Linked DNA regions of Homo sapiens: region 1 is linked to region 2. The links are chromatin contacts, found by Hi-C or POLR2A ChIA-PET in ENCODE. All regions are on one chromosome and are shown on one strand. The core of a region is the stretch at or near the end of the contact, and the rest is flanking DNA. Distances in the headings are between cores, read along the strand shown.

What was found. Hi-C counts contacts between places; a loop is a spot of excess contacts on that map. ChIA-PET counts read pairs that join two places held with the same protein, here RNA polymerase II (POLR2A). Pooled maps may share reads with other maps.
Region 1: a map of cardiac septum shows a loop between it and region 2 (2.2-fold over the local background). The contact joins two enhancer-like sites. A Hi-C loop is called at or near these places in 11 of 168 maps with a recorded cell type or tissue (MCF 10A, PC-3, Right ventricle myocardium inferior and 7 more) and 7 of 50 pooled maps. POLR2A ChIA-PET finds 5 or more read pairs at or near these places in 9 of 52 experiments (GM12878, H1, MCF 10A and 6 more).

The regions. Positions count from the first base shown.
Region 1 is chr7:28,730,922-28,733,621 of GRCh38, reverse strand. The region is part of intron 7 of CREB5 (cAMP responsive element binding protein 5); the gene reads right to left. Among named protein-coding and RNA genes, the nearest start is that of TRIL, 230 kb to the left of the region's middle. Within about 2 kb of position 1,292, at least 9 of the 41 ENCODE cell types and tissues checked have a DNase peak (open chromatin) inside an H3K27ac peak, as active enhancers do; they include heart right ventricle, where a contact is called at or near this core.
Region 2 is chr7:28,694,351-28,697,050 of GRCh38, reverse strand. The region is part of intron 5 of CREB5 (cAMP responsive element binding protein 5); the gene reads right to left. Among named protein-coding and RNA genes, the nearest start is that of TRIL, 260 kb to the left of the region's middle. Within about 2 kb of position 1,335, at least 2 of the 41 ENCODE cell types and tissues checked have a DNase peak (open chromatin) inside an H3K27ac peak, as active enhancers do; they include heart right ventricle, where a contact is called at or near this core.

The sequences.
Region 1 (2,700 bases), core at 43-2,542, 37 kb before region 2:
GTCTGTCCTAGAAGAAGGCATGGCTCCTGCCCACCTGGGGAAGGCAAGAAGACTTCACAGGAAAGGTACATTTGAGCTGAGCCTTGACAAAAGGAGTGGAGTTTGCAGCAGCAAACAGGGATTGTATGCAAGTCTAGGCGGGGCAGCCAGAGGCAGCAAGAAGCCCTCAGGAAAATGCCGGGCTCCTGAGAGGGGGTCCTGGAGCGAGATCATGGTGTGCAGAGATGAGTGGAGGAGAAGGGGCTGGTAGGAACACTGGACCAAACTGAGGCTCAGGTACCTTGGAAACATGGGTGCAACATGTTCCTATGCAAGGTGCCAAAAGGGAGAAGGAAGTTCCAGAAAAGGGTGCATGTGAAACACTTTACCAGCTCTGAAATTCTACCCAAGTGTGCTCCTTACACCTCAGATCCTGGCTCTATTTTGAAATCAAGGTTACTGACTCGGCTCTCTGGTTGCACTTTTTAATCTCTGGAATACAAGGCCACAGTTGGATTAAAATCTCATCCTCCTTGAACACTTCTGTCCTGGGGACTGTGTATGCTGTTTTGAAATAAAAATAATTGAGGCATGCCTTTATTGTCTGGGACCTAAGTATCCTGTGAAGCTAATGATTCATCTTATTCACACTACAGCAATACAACAATCATTTAGTACAATCCAGCTTCTCAAACAAGCGATAAAAAGACAATTTTAAAAGGATACCAAAAGGGAAAACATACTCTTCGTAGTTTAAATTTCAAGATTGGATTCTTGGGTTTTAAGAAAAAAAAAAAAACAACCCTAAACCTTTAGGAAAACTTTGCCTCCTCTGTCTACCCGAATGCCCCACCTTCCATCCCTATCAAGGCACAAATTTCCAGATAGATCTTCTGTGCTTCCCACAAAAAAAAAAAAAAAAGCAAGACAGAGTCATCATCCCAAAGTGCAAAGCAAACTTTCATTATTAGCTGTGCTGGCAAAAATCTTGGAAGTGTAAGCTACAAACATTCCAAGAAAATGACCAAAATATATCTCTGCAAAGCAGAACTTCCCTGTAACAAGATTGTTAAATTTCCTTTTTTTTTCCTGGCTTTTCTGACACAGCTGAACTTATTCGCACAATGTTCCAAAGCAGACAGGGACACACGCGTGCTCACACGTCCACAAATACACAAGAAAGAGGCTCTTGAAAACTTTGTCTGAGAGGGGGTGTTCTGACCCAAACCATATGCAGTTTTTTTTGCCCAGATGCATCTGAATTCAGGCTCAGGAACATTAAACAAACATAAAAACAAGACCCAGCAATGCGCGTGCTGGGCTGGGTGACAGAGGCAGCTAGCAAATATTGGGATTGTATTTCACCAGTTGCCGTGGTTACCAAAACAGGGTGGATACTGGCAGAAAGAGAAAGAAATAAAACCGAGAAGACAATGAGTCCTAGGAGAATGTCTGAGTGTGTGTACAAGGAGCCGGTTGTGAGGGTGGAGAAGGTAGGGCCAAGAGAAAAGATGGAATGGAAAGGGGCGTTTCAAAACCCCTCTGTGCTTGTGTGAGCAGTGGGCTCATTCACCACTCCACACCCAGCATGATGTGGAGCTCTAGAACCCGAGGAAGACCCATGCAGGCACAAAGAAAACAGCGAGAAAACATGGGGATTTGGGTTGGTGACAAGCAAAACCAAGGCATTTTGTACTAGGTGCCAAGGGATGAAATCCTCAGCATGTATTCGTACGCTGGCTGGCAAATAAGCCAAGTCAAGACCACCAAGTCTCTGGAAGAATCATAGAGAATTGAGCCCATTCCTTCGGGGAATTTGATGATCAGCTTCAATTCCCAGTTGACATAGAAGGGAAAAGCTGATTGGCCTCTTTCACCCCTGTGTACTTCGCTTCAATAACCAAATTGCAGAAAATGCTTCATAAGCTATCACCTTAGAAAGGTCACTCTCACAGCAACCAGCGGATGACTTTCCCCATCAAACTTGATAGTATATACAGAGGGAAGTTCAACACACTTGAAAATCAGGAACCTGGGTTCTAATTCTCCTTCTTCCATTCATTAGCTTCTTGACCTTAGACAAGTTATTAACTTGAACTTCAGGCCTTTTTTTCTCAAAAGAAACGATTTTGCCAAAAGAATCCCCGAACTCCCTTCCTGTTTTGGAATTTGGTGATTCATAGGCAATTAATCATCTCTCAATTCTTGTTTTCAAGACACATAATCGAATGTATATTCTCGTGTATTTGGAGTTCTGATCAGGTCATGGAATACAAACTCTGTAAGAACTTATTCTTTTCTGTAGAAATATAAATAGATGGTTGCTAGCCCTTCTCTTATCAATGACCTCATAATCTAATCATTTACATTTTATTTTTAAGATGACATGATATATTCCTAAATTAAACTTTCTACAGTTTAAATGGGCAAAGTGGCAATGGCATATAAAACGTCATACTTCTAGCCAGCAGAAAGGAGATGGGGTTTCTGTTGGCTCTCAGTGTTAGTCTCAAAGTGCTATTGCTTTTAATTCTTTAATAACAATAGCTAAACTCAAATTCAGCACTTGTCTCAGCCAGACAGAGATTTAGAGAAGACTCCTCTCCAATATTTAGTTGATGAGGTCTAGAGAGTTTAATAGGCATAAGCAAAGAGGTGGTGGGGCCTGAGCTACTAATTTGAGCCTAATCTTACTTTATACAACTGAGCTTTATTTTTATA
Region 2 (2,700 bases), core at 86-2,585:
ACATAATCCAATGTACATATGTGTGTATATAAATATATACACATGTATATATTTCCATGGGTATATATACACACAAATATATATATGTGTGTATAACACATATACACACATATATGTGAAGTATATATACACATATATGTGTGTATGTAATGTGAGTATGTGTGTATATACATTACACATTACATACACACATATACGTATGTGTATATATACGTATGTGTATGTATACGTATACGTATGTGTATATATACGTATACGTATACGTATGTGTATATATATGTATATGTGTGTATGTAGTGTGTGTATATGTGTATACATGTGTACATATGTATATATGTGTAGGTGTATATATATGTGTACATATATATGCATATGTGTGAGTATACTGGGCTGTGATACAGAATATATTTCCCACTATTGCTCATATCAAAAAAATTTAAAAACTACTATACAGAAAACCACATTTTCTTCCCGGATGGTTCAGCCAATAGTGGTTTTCAATTTGCCTCATTAAAGATCACGTGGCTGGAAAAACCCTATAAGATCCTTCTCACTTCAGTAGAAGAAATGGTACAAAACACTGGCCCATTTCAAAGGGAGCTTAAATACACAGCTCAGAAGAAACGAATGAAGAAAAAGAGGAGGAGGAGGACAGATAACTCTTTGAGAAAAGAAAGGGTCATATCCATCTTCCTATGCTTTACAAATGGCAGGAAGGATTTCTGATTTGCATTCAGTGCATCCGCACAGCTGAAGATGCAGACATATGAGCCCCAGCATAGTTCCACAGTGCATTTTCCAAGCACTTAACAATCATTAATTAGTTAGAAACATCCTTTCAAGGTCGGGAGGCACAATAGTTCATCTCCACACAACAGAGCTTTGGAGGCTCCCAGGCAGCCGAATGGTACGGCACCTGGGTAATGACTGTGGGAAGACTAATTGGGTTAACTGGCTGTGAAGAATCTTGTGAAAATGCTGCTCCACTGCACTGTCAGATGTCAGAGAAGGCCAGCGTCCTTTGTGCCTAACAGCTGAAAGCTGCCTCCATGGGAAAGGATGCAAAGTCATTAAAACAACTATGAATTACCCTTTGCTCTCTTTTTTTTCAGAATCATAATGAAGTGACAAGTTTTCTGTGGTCACAAAGTGCTGGAGTCTCTTTGGGATTAAAGTGCAAAGTGGGGCTGTTTGGGAATTGTGGTCTAAAACTGTTCCCTAGGTGGGGAGGAAGAGGGAGGAAGCAGTGTGTTCAGAGCCCAGAGGTCACATCCTGCAGGTGGGTGGGTGCTGGTTCTGGGGCAGCTTCCAAGCTCTGTCCTCATCAGACATGCACTCAGTGTAGCCAGGGCTCAGGCATGGAGAGGGAGGAGAGAAGAGAGTGGTGGGAAGCAAAGAGCTGGACTCCAGGACATTTACCCCAATGCTATTAGGGCCCACAACTTCTGGCCCACTAACTAGACCCCAGTGGGGCTGATGGCTGGAGGCAAAAAGCAAGCTATCTTGTGGCCTCTGCACCCCTCTCTCCAGACCAGAGGGAGGAGTCTCTGCACAGCTGCCTGAATGATTTCCAGAGTCTCAAGGGCCTGCCTGTTGGTTGCTCCCTCCCACCCCACCATCCCCAGGAGTCAGAATTCAAAAAGGGACTGCAAAGCATTAGCCTGGGCAATATGACAGAATTCCTGGCACCAGGAAGCTCACTGGCCTGGCAGGGCAGAAATGTGCTCCTCACCGCCTTAGAGCTTGGTCTGGGCACTGACACCAATGGTTTTATGATATAGAATAACTCTCTTCACATTTTTGGATGGCTTCAGTTTCCCTCCCTCCCTCCTGTCTAGCTCTGTGGCCCAGGCTGTAGTGCAATGGTGCCATCATGACTCACTGCAGCCTGGAACTACCGGGCTCAAGTGATCCTCCTGCTTCAGTCTCCCAAGTGGCTGGGACCACAGGTGCATGATACCATGCCCGGCTAATTTTTTAATTTTTTTTGTAGAGATGGGGTCTCCCTACATTGCTCAGACTAGCCTCAAACTCTCGGGCTCAAGCTATTCTCCCATCTTGGCCTCCCGAATTGCATGCTGTGATTACAAGAGTTAGCCATTGTGCCTGGCCTTTGATTTCTTAATCTGTAAGGTGAACGGGTTGGGTTGAAACATCAATCTTTAGGTTCTGGCTTCATCAGTGCATTTAGAATTATAAGACTGGGTCAGGCTAAGTAGCTCACGCCTATAACCCTGGCTACTCAGGAGGCTGAGGTGGGAGGATTGCTAGAGTCCAGGAATCTGAGACTAGCCTGGGCTACATAGGGATACCCAGTCTCCACAAAAAAATTAAAAACATAGCCAATGTGTAGTGGTGTGCACCTGTAGCTCCAGCTACTTCAGGAGGCTGAGGCAGGAAGACCATTTGACCCCAAGAGTTCGAGGCTGCAGTGAGCTGTGATTGTGTCACTGGGTGACAAAGCGAGACCCTGTCGCTAAAGAAAAATTTTAAAAAAAGAATTATAAGATGATTATTCTACTACTAAGGAAGTTCTGGATGGTGAGAGCAAATTCAAATCAAATGACGTTCCCTGTGACCTGTACACGTCACAGGGAGCTTCCTGCTTGCCCTCAGAGGAAGGAAATGGCAAAAAGCAGCCATGTACTGAACTAGGGCAAGAGCTGAACTCAGAAAAATAATCTGGCTATAGAGAGGCCA